2 separate regions of the Homo sapiens genome follow, and region 1 is linked to region 2. A link is an interaction called in ENCODE POLR2A ChIA-PET data of the cell type or tissue named here. Cell type or tissue: A673. All regions are shown on one strand.

What was found. ChIA-PET counts read pairs that join two places held together with the same protein. Peaks named below come from ENCODE experiments on the same cell type or tissue, not always from the same donor. Only the 100,000 strongest peaks of a DNase experiment are listed, where the experiment ranks them.
Region 1: POLR2A ChIA-PET joins it to region 2 with 12 read pairs; 3 of 35 experiments call an interaction of 5 or more read pairs at or near these places.

The regions. Positions count from the first base shown.
Region 1 is chr1:90,291,987-90,299,986 of GRCh38, reverse strand. LOC107985088 (a long non-coding RNA gene) reads left to right here. Exons shown (of 6, transcript XR_001738146.3): 1 at 1-3,047. Among named protein-coding and RNA genes, the nearest start is that of LINC02787, 250 kb to the left of the region's middle. In A673, a CTCF peak has its summit at 4,250; DNase peaks (open chromatin) are centred at 4,236 and 7,846; H3K27ac peaks cover 1,333 bases.
Region 2 is chr1:90,402,331-90,410,330 of GRCh38, reverse strand. No RefSeq gene overlaps it. Among named protein-coding and RNA genes, the nearest start is that of LINC02787, 140 kb to the left of the region's middle. RefSeq lists a silencer at 6,912-7,112. In A673, no CTCF peak of the experiment used is centred here; a DNase peak (open chromatin) is centred at 6,970.

The sequences.
Region 1 (8,000 bases), 110 kb after region 2:
AAGTGTTCACTTATGCTGTATAGAAAAGGATTTCCATGTGACAGATGGAAAATTTCAAACTACAAAAGTGACCTGAAAATTGCACAGAGCACTTACTAACCGCTGATGGGTCTCAGCCATGAATAATTATTGATCTGTGGGTCTGGAAATTGGGTAGTTAATGCTAGGAAGGGTGCAAAATACACATTTTAGGAGAAAGTAGATAATTTTTGTGTTTCCAATCTATGTGGTCACATTTTAAGTATTTGCCACTGTATGTTTCTTTTAAAAAGAAAACAACGTAGTTACTTTTTATATGTCAAAAGATAACAATTGATAATGTGCATCAGTTTTAAGAAAATCTCCTATTTTGTCCTTGTTACACCATTGGCTAGAGCAGCCACTAGAAAAATAGAGAGCTAACTAAATTTTTAGAGAGAAACCAGCGTTGAGATGTATATTAAGGTAGAGAAGCCCCTTTCCCTTAAATTGTATATGAAATACTTGCCTGGAACTTTTCATCACTCTCCCCATGTTTAATGGAATATTCAGTACCCAAAAGCACTAAAAACATATCATCTATTGTTTCTGTGTCTAGTGATATGAATATAATAAGAATGAAACCCAACTAATCATATAGCATAGAAGAAGGAAAACCAGCATTTCCCATGTACCTACTATGCATGAGGCATCATGCTAGGATAAGAGTAACTCCAAGCCTGCTGTGAGGAGTAAATCAAACAATGGGTATAAAGAACATAGAACAACAACATATGTTTAGCAGAGATTTAATACATTTTACTTATTTATATCAGGTAATGCGTGTTTCTTTTCTTTTCTTTTTTAAAGTTACAACAACTTTGTTATTTAATACTGAAACATGTTTCTCATTCCCTGTTAATACAGTAATTAGCCCAAAATTCAAACATTACAGAAAGAAAAAAGGGAAAAAGCAAATGTCTCCCAAAACCAGCCACCATCAGCATTTTGTTGACGATTCTTGCATACCCATCTCTTCCTCTACACTCACGCATATATAAGTTTACATAGTGGCATCTTACTTCTTATGCATTTTGTTATCTGACTTTTGAATTCAACAGCATGTCCTGGTGTTTGCAAGGTAGACATCATTATTTTCATTCAGGGGAGTTGAGAAATTTAAGGCTCAGAGAGGTTGTGCACACCTTCCCAAGGTCAGTCATTTTGCTACCAAGGGAGAAAAGCTAAAATTTGAATTTTAATCTAACTAATCCAAACCCATGCTCTTTCCACACAAAGAAGTAACATAGAGTAATTGCAAATTTCCCTTAAGAAAAATTCAATTGTACACAAATTTACTTATATAAACCTTTTTAGCAACTTGTTTCCAGTACATATGAATGGCAAGCTAGTCCTGTTGGGAGTAATTTTAAAAAGAGAAACTGGGGTTTGGGAATAGAAAGGGGAGGTAAAACAGATGGCAAAAAAAGGAGAAGATTTTGCACTGTGGCCTTGGGAAAGATAAGGGAAGATGAAGGGAAATCATTCCAACCTTAGAACTGTGCCTTTCTCTGAGGAGGGAGCCACAACGTGTTGAGGAGGGCAAAGCCGCAACAGGAGCCTAGGCGAGAAGTTAACATTTGCAGACCTAAGCAATCTATTTCCAGGGGCGTTTCGGGAGAGAAGAGCACTAAATACTTCCTCGGCAGAGAACAATTGAGGGTCTCCAATGCCTTTCCCATCTCAGGCAGTCAAGTCTCTGCTTCTGACTCCACTGAAAAGACTGGAAGGAGCATCAAAGAAGAGGAGCTCCAGCCATAAAATCAAAAAAGCATGAAACATTTGGTTGGAGGATGAGAAAGACACATAAAAATTCTTGTTAGCATGCATATTACCTTTAATTAATATTTATCTCTACCTTTAAACATGCTTATTAGCATGCATATTGGAGTACAACAAATTGGCAACCACCAGTTTTCAGGAGAGCTATCTTGAAAAGTTTCAATTAAGCTAAACATGGCAAGGGAAATAAATGTACATGTATTATTACTAATTTAGTGTGAGAAAAGTCACCAACTGACTATATTTGGTGTTTATTTCTGCAGTTAAATTTTCCTTTTAGAAATATATTTATAGGAGATTTTATATGAATATTTCTGACCTTTGTCTTCATTCTATTTTCCCCCTTAAGGTCTTCATTTCCTCAAAAGTGAATTCTCTCACCGCAGGAGTTTTCCAGATCCTTTCTCACTTCCCTGTATTAGCCAGCCACTTACACTGAAATAATGACATGGAAGGACAGGAAAAGATGGGACAACCTATTTTCCTTTCAGCCCTTCCTTACTCATTAGTAAGCCAAAGGTAGAAAGCACTAATAAAATGTGCTCATATTAAGAAGTGAAAGAAGATAAAACAGTTGACCTAATTCAGTGCTAGGTTTCCACTGTTCTGGTTAGAACAAAATATATATGTATGCATGAACTAACAAATACAATCTGTGAAGTTTTAGTGATTCTGCACACATGTTAAATGTTCTTATATTTAATTTAAAATGGGCATTGCACACTTGATTTTCAATCTAAGATATTCTATCGCTAGTTTATTACTTTGGGCAAGTTATCTAAAAATCTGTGATCCTATATTCTGTCTTTAAAATGAAAGTAATAATATTTACTTTCCAGTGTTTCAGTGTGAATAACTGAGATACTCTAAGTAGTAGTTATTGATCTCAACAATCATTTATTTGGCTTCTAATATATGCCAGAGCATTTGAAATTCAAAATAAAATATAGTTTCTGACCTCAAGAAATTCATCATTCAATGGAAGAGACAAGATTATATACATATAATTAGAATGAGATGTAGAAGTGCCAATAGAGGTAGGTGCAAAACACTAGGGAAAAAAGAAAAGCATCATTCTGGTGGATGGGTGAGGTTTCTCCAGGTAGACAAGATGGGTAGTTGTTCCCATCAGCAGGAAGGGCGGTGAAAAGACATGATGTGGTGCAGCAACATGGCTCGCTGAACAGCCAAGAGGAGGTGGAAGAGGCAACAAGAAATGGGCTCCAGGGCCTGATCACATTCACCTGGTAAGAAATTTGAATTTCTATTGCAGTTTGTCTCTTAAATATGATCTTTCTCTGATACACCATGATCAACTGGTTTGCAAAATAAGAACTTTGTATCACCCAACTGAATTTTCCTGGTGGACAGATTTTCCAGATTTCTAAAGAATGGGTGTTTGACCATAAAGTAGCTGGTATCCTCTGTATTGTCATCAACCCTGACACAGAAATTCACAAGGAATAACAGCATCTAGAATTTTCTGTTCAGGCTATTTATAGAACAAAACCAGAGCAGTTATAGGAGTTATGTTATTCACCCAGGATGACATCCCAATTCATTCATTCACTCATCTTGCAAAGGTTGCCTGGCCCTGCTCAGGCTGCAGGGTGGGGCTGACATGCCCCCACCTCCAGATGTCGAGCTGCTTCATAATCACCGCAGTGGCACCTCACACTGTCCCATTAGAGAGGCGCGTGCAGCCCGCTTGTTGGGCATGTTGATGCAAGCTTGGGAAGGAAAACATAATTCACTTTTGCCAGTGACAGAAATGTTAACACTTACTTGAAATAGCTGATAATCTGACACAGGAGAGTTAAAGGATTACTGTATTTCATTTGGCTAATAAGAAAAGCTGTTTAAAAGCCATGTTAAAAAGACTTAATGTATGGTGACTGAGCATTGCTTTAATGTATTCTGTGTCATCAACTATTAGAATGATTTTCCCCTCTTATATTGCCATAGATTTTAGCCTCTTTTCTCTGGGAAGAAATAATAGAAAGCAGCATCCATTCAACAGAGACTTTCCAAAGAAACATTCATTCTATAAGTATTTCTTGAGCACCTACTGTGTGCCATTCACCACACTAGGCATTTGGGGTTCAAGGTCTCAGACTTCTCAACAAGGGCATGTTTTTTGGAAAGAATTGATGGGGGAAGACAGTGGACAAAAGATATTGAAAAATCCTGTTTGGGATTTAGTTGATATATGAAATAATCTTATTTAACTCTCATTTACTAGATGAGGAAACTGAGGCCTAGATGCCAAGTGACTTAGGGACGGGGCATGGCTAATTAGTGGGAAACCCTGGCCTGGATCCATGATCTTTTGCTTCTCATTTTGATGCTGGAGCACAATCTCCTGCAGTCACAAGAAAGAACTATGAAAGGATGTGTTTGCAGCAGGGCAAGAAGCCCAGTAAAGCAAAATCCCACGGGGCTCCAGAGTCCCTCAGCATCCACAAGGAGCACTACAGTCCATGACAAAGATGCCTTCAGTTCTGTCCACACTACTCAAGAACAGGCTGCTTCACCCTCTTGCACTGGAGGGTTGCCCTCTTTCTGGTGGTTTCTCCTGGCCCAGTGCCCCTTCTTGCTATCCAGGGCACTTTCAGCACAGAAGACATTATCAGGAAATAGATACATTCCCCCACCCCCACCTCACCAGTCAGCAAAATTGCTCTTTCTACAGCTGAAATACTCAGGTCTAAAGCCAAGCAACTTCCTTCCTTCCTTCCTTTCTCTCTCTCACTTGCTCTTTCTTTCTTTCCTTCTTTCTTTCTTTCTTTCTTCCTTCCTTCTTTCCTTCCTTCCTTTCTTTCTTTCATTCTTTCTTTCTATTTCTCCTTCTTACCTTTTAGTGTGTGCCTCATATTCAAGGTACCAGGTACCATTCCTCCTTCTCAGGACTTGGAGCTCCCTATCTCCCTGAGGTCTTGAGATCCAAAGGCAACATGACTCCATTCTCAGATAAGACAGAAAAACTTCTCCCCAAACCCTTGGGATCCTTACTCCCCCACAATGGCAGGGTTGTGTGTTCCTTCGCCAAAAGATTACTATTGCAGGGGTTAAAACTGACAAGGGAACCTGGAAACTAATGCAAATGCTTAGTGGTTCCCCCTTCTGCCTGCCCTAATTTTTAGGTGAGTGTGGCCCACCTTGGTGACAACAAGGAGCAGGAAGCAATTGATGTGGTTAATGCATTAGAGCCACCTCAAATCAGCGTTCTTTCATACAGAGGTGATCACAAGCAGTGGCCACACAGGTTAAGCCATGTGGATCTACAGACACCTCATTTACTTTTACTACAATGTCAGAAATTCCTGAGATTATGGGCTCAGTAAATTGATCTAAATAATTCAAGATTATTATTCCCGTAATTCTATTCTTCACCTGCTGCATAAACTAAATTCTTCTTTACATCCTCCCCTAAATTGGACCTAACCATCCCCTAAATTGGACATTAAAAACCACGTGTTTTCCCACCCTTAATTTTTGTTTGCTGCATTTACAAAAGGCATTCTTTGTTGTAATTTCATTGACATAAGGAGTTTCATTACCTTCACCACTCCATGTATCTGGCACAGCTTCCTTTTGGATCAGCTTTGCCCTTGACCCACCTCACTCCTGAGGTCCCAAAAAGGCAAACACACTCGTGTCTCCCACTCATTGCGTTGTCTGTCACACCCACTGCCTCACATAAATTCACTAACTTAGCATATCATGTTCCTGTGAAACAAATTAATACATTTCCCCCCTCCCACAAAAGAGGTTTACTTCTAATCAATCTTAAGAAATACTAATAATCTTAACACTATAAAATCTCTATCGTTTATGATGTACTTACCATGGGCCAGGCCTGGTGCTAAATGCCTTATATGTATTACCATGGTTAATTCTCACAATAATAATAATAAAATGAAATAATTATTTTTATTTCACAAATGAGGCTCAATGAGGTTGGGTAAATTATCCAAAGTTATTCCAGTTATAATTATTTACACCGATCTTCAAATCTAGGTCCTTGTGACTCAAAGCCCACTGGTTTATCAGTTCCCCCTAGCTTAACTTCTAATTTGTTCTCCTGGAGCACTGCACAGAAGTCAAAATACTTGGTTCTGAGTGGTGAGCCTTGGTCATTAACCCTGATTCTCAGAGAAGTTGACATTTTCCAGATTCTACAGTCTCTGTGCCTTTGCAGCCCGCCTTCCTGGGAAAGAGAATGTTTAGTTCTCAGAATTTTTGTTCCAATTAAGTAAAGCCATGGTTGTGTCTTTTAGAAATTGAAAAACAAAACAAAATTCTATCTATAGTATTTGGATGAACCAGCTAAGTTGAAGGTACATTTTATCCTGGAAAGAGAGGGATAGAGTTGGCGTTAGAAGACTTTCATTCATTTACCAGCTCCACCATTGAGTATTTTTGTGATCTTGATCTTTCTGACCTCAATTTCCTCATCTGTGGAAGGGGAGAATATTGCCCTTCTCCAAGAATCCTCAGGAGGATTTAAGGAGACCCTGCTTGAGAAGGCTCTGGGCACAGTGCCTGGCATGTCATCTGATGATGTTCTTGTTGGTTTCGTTTGAGTCTTAATTTATCTGAATTTCCCTGGGATATCTATTTAAGAGCAAGTAAAATCTGAAATCAGATCCTGATCTCTTTACATGTTCTTCCCTAGGCTTCATAAATTAATAAAATGTTACATTTATCAGCATTCTTTAAACCCCTACATCTGTATTACATGCATATCACAAAGTATGTGGTTAAAAAAAAAAAGATGTCTCCCCTCCTTATCCTTTGGGTCTTCTCCTTGAATTAACCCCTGTTTGAAAATACTGGAAGCTAAATGTGAATAAAAAATACAAAGTTCACCAAACTAGAACTCAGGTCAGTGTTCAGGAAACAAAATCTTGCTTTATTGATACCTACAGAAAATTCCTGGGATATTCACAGCTATTCTCAGTGCTTGCTACATCACAGAAATGCCTGTGATCCTCTGACCTTTTGATCAATTGCTCGCCTATCATCTAACATCTTCTGCTAAGTGAAGAGCAGGGTATCCCTAAGAGTAGGTATTAATTATTAATATGTATTAATAATACATTGCATTACCCTTTCACTGGAGTGGAGGCTTTTGGATCTAGTCAAGTTTTATAAATTTTTGTCAATTTGAATAGGCATGGCATTTTTCAATAAATCATTGCAGTCTGGATCAGTTTACCCCATGCAACCTCCAGTCAATTGCCCAGGAAAGAGAAATGCCTGAGTGGAGATATAATGTTTTTGTTCATTTCAAATCTATTCCATCTATTTTTTTCTAAAAACAGCACTCAAGTTTTGCTGGAAGTTCTGCCTGAGCTTAGCCTATCCACGTGGATCAATTAAACAAACTGATTCTTCCTCTGTCCTCAGAGGTGGGCATTTGACCCAGAACTAGCCAATTAGCATGCAGCATTCCACTGGTTCAGTGATGGGCATGTGACCCAATCAGAACCAATCAGAACTAATCCCAAGACCTCCCCCTGAGCTTGGTTCCTCATCTGAGAGAAAGAGAGTGAGAGAGAGAGAGAGTGTGTGTGTGTGCGTGCGCGTGTGTGTATGTGTGTGTGTGTGTGTGTGAAGGGATGTTGACAGAGGGGGACACATTTTATGTGGGCCCATGTTAGAAAGATTGGGAAGGAAGAAAATAATGAGCGTGATCCTTTCCTTAAAATTATGAAGAATTATTTCTTGAAAGATCATTGCTACCATTTATGGAAGACTTTAATCTGTGCTAGGCAGCTGTACTAAATACTTTATATCAATTATCTCATTTAATTCTCACAACTGCGTGAGCTAGATTGTACTATTATTATGCACATTTTAACATTTTATGCAATAAGCAACTTGCCCAAAGTCACACAGCAAGGAAGTGAGAGAGTCAGGATTTAAACCTAGATCTGTCCTTCACTAACGCCCAGCTCTTCCTCTGAATAAATCGGTTACTTGCCAATCTAATTGACAGTGTACAAAGGGCTCCTAAATTTCCCATGATGTGGACTTGTTAAATCAAGTTTATGTTAGATGAGAAGGGAAACAATGTTTGTCACTTTATTCTCATGGGAACTGAAATATTTTGATCATTGTACTTTCACAATGGGCGTTTGAAAGAAACAAATATGCAGATCAAGGCCTGTGTTCCTTCTAGCCAAACTGGCTTC
Region 2 (8,000 bases):
CTTCAAAAGCCAGTTTGGTGGTTTCTTACAAAACTAAACATATTCTTACCATACTATCTAATAGTCACACTCTTTGGTATTTACCCAAAGGAGTTGAAAACTTATATCTGCACAAAAACCTGCACACAGGTGTTTATAGAAGATTTGTTTATAATTGCCAACACTTGGGAATGACCAAGATGTCCTTTAGCAGGTGAATGGATAAATAAGCTATGGTACGTCCAGCAATGGAATATTACTCAGTGCTAAGAAGAAGTGAACTAGCAAGTCATGAAAAGACATGGAGGAAACTTAAATGCATATTATTAAGTAAAAGAAACAAGTCTGGAAAAAGGCTATATATCATATTATTCCAACTACATGACATTCTGTAAAAGGAAAAAGTATGGAGACAATAAAAAGATAAGTGGTTGCCAGGGATTGGCTGGGGGGAGGAGGGAAGAATAGGAGGAGCACAGGGGATTTTAGGGCAGTGAAACTACTATGTATGATACTATAATGGTGAATACATGTCATTTTACATTTGTCCAAACCCATAGAACTGCAACACCAAGAATGAACTCTAATGAAAATGATGGACTTTCTGTGATAATGATGTAACAATATAGGTTCAATTATAGCAAAGGTACCACTCTGGTGGGGGATGTTGATGGAAAAGGCTATGTATGTGTGGGGACAGGGGATCTGTGGGAAGTCTTTCTACCTGCCGCTCAATTTTGTGGTAAACCTAAAACTGCTCTAAAAAGTAAAGTCTATTACAATGATTTTTACAAAGTAAAGGGTAACACAAATGTTAATTCTTGTTGTGATTGTTAAAATCTGACAGCCTGCCTGAAAAATAGTTTCCTATGGACAGTGCTTCATGTGCAGCGTATTTTCTACTAATATTCATGTTTATAATTCTTCTGCAATTTTATTTAGACTTGGATGGATAGAAGCAAAACATGGCAGCTTTCTCACAGATCCTAGCAGCTGATGGGCAGAGGTTAATTTGTCTGTGCATGGACACATTAGCTTGTCACATCTGCTATTAATTGCAAACAGATATATTAGTCTAATTAAACATTGCAAGGAACTGACCTAAATTGTTCAATGCCTGTTGCTATATTGACTCCACATTAGCACACGTCTGGCTACATGCTTATCCTTGCTATACTGATATGAAGTAGCAGTCTCAACTCTACAGCTAGTAACAGTTCTTGCAGTCATCACTGCTGGTATGTTAACTATGCTTGAAAAGAAAAAATAAAACTCATGTGACATAATCATGTGAATTTGATGCTGAACTACAGCCATTTCTACCCCATTGCCTTGACCAAGAGCACTTTCAAATACTTATTTTTTGTGGCAGCTGTCTAAGTGAGTTGCAGTCATTCTAATTTTGGAGCTCATTATTAGGACAAACAGTTGTGGTACATCAATAGCCCATCAGAATTAATTAAACAGGGAACAGCAACTGAATGTTCATCAGATCATTCTTAAGCAATCGGGGCAGAGGCTATATCTCTCTACTCAGACTTGAGACTGGCTTATTTTGTGCTTGCACATGGGACATGTTTAGTGATGACCAGATAGAAAATGTTTCCATGTGGCAAGTATATAAATAACAGAAGCACAGAAATTGGGTGCAGTTTTGGAATCAATTACCAATGTGCATTTCTTTCTTTAATTTTTATCAGTATTAAATTCCCTATTACAGCTGTATTGGCATATCTTTCCTTCCCTGCATTTGAATGTCTCCCCCCACTTCCCAACTTAGAAGTCCCACTTGGTGCCCACAGCGGTGTCCAACATCTAGGTACTCAGTAAATACTGACTGCATGAAAAAAATTGAGGAAACTGGTGTGAAGGAATTTTTCAATTACTAAAAGCAAACTTTTAAAAAGATAGGAAAGACAATAGTATTTTTTAAACAAAAAGATTTAGTAAAGTCAAATTTTAGAATGGCATAAGCAGGTTTTCATCAATCCTTCCAACAGTTGACATATAAGTCTTTGAATTGACACTCATGAATGTCGGAAGGTGAGGGTACACTGTACCTACCATCTTGCCAAATCCTGGTATCCCTATGGAAAACAGTCTTCCTGAGCCTGCAAGAGTACCTAAGATGGGATCCTTACAGACAGTCTTTCCTGCAAGCACTGAAGAGCTTTGCAGGCAAAGAGCAATTAAATTCTCTATCTCCTTTCACCTTTTTCCTGTATTATTTAGTATAGTAGCTTGGGCACTTGGAAATAAATGTGCTTTGCATGCTTCTCCTAACAGATTGAACAGTAGGTATGCTGAAAGATTGACGCAATGGGCCTCTGGTACTGGAAACTGAGATGCTGCAATATTGCTTTAGGAACCGTCCACTGGCTTCTCTTTAATTCTGGACTTGACATTATCTCGGCAGCATCTGGTCTCCCCTGCCTTAGTCTAAGCTTATTGGCATAACTCTTCATGATTCAAGCAATGGGCTTGCATTTTTATCTTGATAGAGGGATGAGATATAGGAGACTGAATTCAGGAATGGAAACCAATAGCTGTTTAAGAATATCTGCTTTAAAAAAAAAAAAATTCCCCCCCACCCCCACTTTTCCCCCTAAGCTACAACTCTGAAATCAGAAAGACTCTTGTTGCATATGAGTATGGTTTCATCTTTTGTGATGGGAAAATTCACTCATTTTTCATTCAATAAACACAAGAATCGGCGGCCCCAAGATGAACTAGAAATGGTCCTTGCTGTTGAGGAGCTCATAGTCTATAGAGAAGTTGAGGAAGATATCTTGATAGTGAGTAATTAGAGGAAAGAATATATAAAGCACAAGGAGGGGAGCATTGATTCTCTCTAAGGCAAGAAGAGTCTGTTGGGAAGGCTTCACATAGAAGGTGATACAGGAGCGAGTTATTGAAGAGACCTACTGCCTTTTAATTGGGAATACTTAAGGAGTCAAGGAATATTAGTATCAAATTTTATTTATTAATTCAAGTACCCAATAAATAGTTATTGATGTCTACTGTATGCTTGTCACCATTCTAGCAATAGGGTTGTCACAGTGAAGAGAAAGACCAAGTCTCTATGTTGTGGACCTTAAATTTTAGTTGAGGAGACAGTCAATTAGCAAATAAATATCTAAAGTGTCAGGCAAGGATAAACACTATAAAGAAGAATAAGAAGCAGAGCAAAGGATAAAGAACAATGATGATGGTGGCGGCACATTTTGCTTTCTTGTGTTGAGTAGATATGGAAAGCCTGACTAGGACGAGATGATGTTTGGGGAGAGAGCTGAAGGAGTATCATGGAGAGTCATGTGGGTGTCTGGGAGAAGATCATTCCAGGTAGAAGTTGACTCTGTCCAGTTTTTCAACATTAGCAAGAATTAAAGAGCTGTGTTTCAGAGAGAGAGAGAGAGTGTGTGTGTGTATTTAACAATTCCACAAAGTGGATACTTTAATATCCCCACTTTACAGATGAGAAAAATAACTTGCTAAGTCCTATCAAGAGCCTTGTCCAGGGTCATAGGGTAACTAGGGTGACTTCTCCAGGTCTTCGTTTAGGGCTTAGCATTTTTTTTCACAATTGGTACAATCTGATGCTAATTGGTAATTCTGTGAGCCTCAGGAGTCTAGGCTATACCTGTATTTTCCCCTAAAGTAATAGTTTCCAAGCCTGATTGAACACATTTGCTCCCAATTTTTAAAATTACACATTTAAAAAATATAGATACCAAGACCCCATCTCAGAAATTCTGGTTCAACAGATATGGGGAGAGACCTGGGTATCTAGCTCCTCCAGGTAGACTCTCACCCAGCTCTCCCAGATTTGAGAACCACTGTTTTAAAAGTACTTCTCACACTTTAAGGCACATAAAACTCACCTGGGGCTCTTGTTAAAATGCAAATTTAAATTCAGTAGGTCTTAGGCTGCCAGTGCTCTGTTTCTAATAAGCCAGAGCTGCTGGTCCTTGGCCACAGTCTTAGTAGAAAGGTTCCATGCCTCAGTGTCAATAACGGAACTGGGCCAGCTCACTGGGATATGGGCAATGAGAAACAGTTCAAATCCCAGTACAGAAGTATGGAGAAGGGCAATTCATCCCACCTCTGCTGTCTGTCTAGTGTTCACAGAGGTTCCTCAGAACCCAGTCCTCTGTTCCCATGAGAGCTGGAGGATAGAGCAGTTCTGAGTGGGGCATGAGCAGTAGTGAGGGAGGCATGTGAAGCTCTGTCTTAGTGGGACAAGTTGGGGGTCTCGACGTAAGCATTCTTGGATCATTCTCCTCCCTCTCTACCCAACCAGTGTACCTCTGCTGTGTGTTGAAAAAAATCCCACCTGATCCAGGAAATCTTCCTGCCTGCTTCCTACCTGGACCCGCCACTATCCATTTACCCTCAGGGCCCTTCATCATGACTACTTTCTCCTTTATTGTTACCTGCTTTATGTGAGTCATTCTAATTTCTCCAATGAGATTATAAACTCTGCAAGGCTGGGGCACTCACAGGAAGCTGAATTAATGGTAAGAAGCATAAAACCTTGACGTTAGAAAAAGCTCATGAAATTCAATTTCTCTCTTAGGCTGAAATTATGTCTACAATTCTCAACAAAAATAATTATCCAGTCCCCTGCCCGAATAGTGCCAATTCTGGAAAGCTCACTTCTTTATGAATTGCTTAATTTAAAAAACCCAAACTCACAGAATTGAAAGCTGGCTTTTCTCATTTTTTTCATTGGTAGCCAAGAAGATGAGAAATAATGATACATAAAAAATATTTTAAGTGCTTAAAATACACTAGGTCCTGTTGTAAATTTTGTGTAGTTTATTTCATTTAATCTTCACAACAATCTTATAAGGCAGATATTATCATTAACACCCCTCATCCGCACACACAGGGAGAGAGAAAGGTCAAGTAAATTGTTCCAAGGGCATATAGCTCTAGAGAGTGGAGAAGCCAAGATTCAAAGCAGACAGCCTGACTGCAGAGAATATACTGTCTGAATATGGCATATGGTCATCCTAGAAAATCAATCTATTTTATCCATTGTTTGCATGCGGAAAGTCAAGGCCACCCAAGGGGAAATTATGTCTTACTTAAGGGAAATCTCTTTTTTACTTCAGCTGTCCATCATGTGTTGGGTAAGTCAGACCACTCACTAAATTAGACTTTGTGGTCTGAAATGGTGTTGGAAACCCTAGGACAGTTCTAGAGTTTTCTAGTTAGGAGTGATGGGAGGGGGAGAAATCCTTGATCTGATCTTTTGGTTTCCAGTTAATTAAAGTTGCACTGATCCTGCAAAATAGAAATGGGCTTCCAGTTGGCCAGTACCCAGCTCAGAACAATCCATTGATTACCATTAAACTTCGAATCAAATCCAAATTCCTTATCATGGTCTACAGGACCCTACATGAACTAGACAAGTCTCCAGGTTCATTGACCCAGACATCCATAACATCTGTGGGACCCAGACGAGAGGTAAAAGTTGAAAATCATATATCTAAATACTAAAAATTATAAATTAAGCTAATAAACTGTTAAATATGTTCTATTCTCCTACTCAGGAAAATGTACCTTTCTAATAACAAAAACAGAAAAAGCACATGTGAAGCTATGATTTTTGGTTTTTATGTAACTGAAGGGCTGCAAAATATCAGATAACTGAATTTAATGATTATTGCACATGTCTAGGTGTTTAATAAAATTAAAGGATTAAAGTACTTTTCTATATTTCAAGGGTTAGTTTTTTCTAAAATAGTCAATATTGTTTATTACAATTAAAAGGCAAATGCAAATTATAATTGACTATCCAAATTTTAAATAAAATTAGAAAAGAAAGCTGAAATATTATTTAATCTTTTGAAAATTCAAAAATAACAGATGCTAGTGAGATAGTGGAGAAAAGAGAACACTTATACACTGCTGGTGGCTGTGTAAATTAATTCAGCCATTGCGGAAAGTACTGTGGTGATTTCTCAAAGAACTTAAAACAGAATTATCATTCAACCCAGCAACCGTATTATTGGGTATATACCCAAAGGAATACAAATCATTCGACTGAAAAGACACATGCCTATATATGTTCATTGCAGCACTATGCACAATAGTGAAGACATGGAATTAACCTAAATGCCCATCTATGGTAGACTAGATAAAGAAAATGTGGTACATATATACCATGGAATACTATGCAGCCATACAAAGGAATGAGATCATGTCCTTTGGAGCAACATGGGTGGAGTTAGAGGTCATTATCCTAGGCAAACCAACAAAGGGACAGAAAACCAAATAGCACATGTTCTCACTTTTAAGTGGGATCTAAACAATGAGAATACATGGACACTATGAGGGGAACAATAGACACTGGGGCCTACTTGAGGGTGGAGGGTGGGAGGAGAGAGATGATCAGAAAAAATATCTATTGGGTACTATACTTATTACCTGGGTGACAAAATAATTTACACACCAAACCTCTGTGACACTCAGTTTACCTATATAACAAAGTTGCAGATGTACCCCTGAACCTAAAAGTTAAAAAAAGAAAACTCAATTAAATATTTTTAATATTTTTATAATGTAAAATATGCACAATTCTAGAGCTTAGTGTTTATCTAGTTGTCTCAGTATTGCACTTCATACCTATCACATCCAGACCTATATACAGACAAACTTGAGATAAATATGTACTGTTTAGTATTGTAAAATGTTCCTCAGCTTCCATATGTAACTGTTGCCAATACCACCCTAATTTGTGAACACTGCTAGCGCTGGGAAATGGAATGGAAAGAGAAGCAAGAACATCAACAATCTGAGAAACAATTTTCATTATGCAAAAATCAATTGTATTTATGCTTTCTTAGGATTTGACAAGTTAATTAGTTTGTCTTTTTTTTAAGCTAAAGTGCTTTCATGTCTATAAACCTCACTCACTGCATTCCAAACCTGTGTGTCAGCACAGCGAACCTCCAACCCTGGCATTCAGACACAGTTGCCTTTTGTTTTGAGCATGTAAGTCAAGACATATGGACAATTCCCTGGAACCTGGAGAGAGTGAGTCATGAGGGCAGCTGTTTAAAACTGCAGGTTGTGATGTAACCAGAGCAAATCGCCAGCTTCTGCATGATAGACACCCATGTGCCTGCCATTTGTGTATGTATATGTTTGTGATCTACAAGTCTTTTTAAAACAGAGGCCAAAGGCAGGAGCCCCTTTTGCCTAGTGTAAAGGGGACATTGCTCTGTCCTCACTGTTTTTCAAACACATGCAGGAGTACCCTGCTTTCAGGCCTTTGTACTTGCTCACTTCATTGTGAAAGCCCTGCCGCCATAACTTCGCATCATTTTGCTCTCTTACTTCATCAGGTCTCTGCTCAAATATCTTCCCTTCCAGGTGCCACCATGGCCACTCTATCTAAAATAGCACTCCTTTAAAAATATTGCTCTATGCATTTATTATTAGCTTTACTAATGCAGAAAAAGGAAAGAAAAAGCTCGTAAACACTACGCAAGACACATTACAGGGAAAAAAAGTGACTGAAATGGATTGACAGTGTCCTAGGTTCTTGAGGGATGCATTTCTCGGGGAGGTAGACCTCTAATTCCTGGTGGAGGGGAGGGAGTCTAATTCCTGTATTATATATTTCAAGATAGCTAGAAGAGAGGATTTTGAATGATCTTTTCACAAAGAAATTGTAAGTGTTTGAGGTGATGGATATGATAATTACCCTGATTTGATCATTACACTATGTATAAATATATTCAAACATCACACTGTGTCCCATAAATATGTCCAATTATTATGTGTCCACTAAAAATAAAATAAAACTTAAAAATAAGTAAAATAGTACTCCTGCTGCCATCATTACCTTGCCGTGTTTTGCATTTCTTCGTAGCCCTTATTAATTGCTGAAATTACATTACATATCTGTCTCCCTCACCATGTGCAAGTTATCTGAAGAACGAAACCTTGTCTCTCTTTTCATGGCTATATCTCTGGTGCCTAGAGGTATTATTGAGATATATATCTGG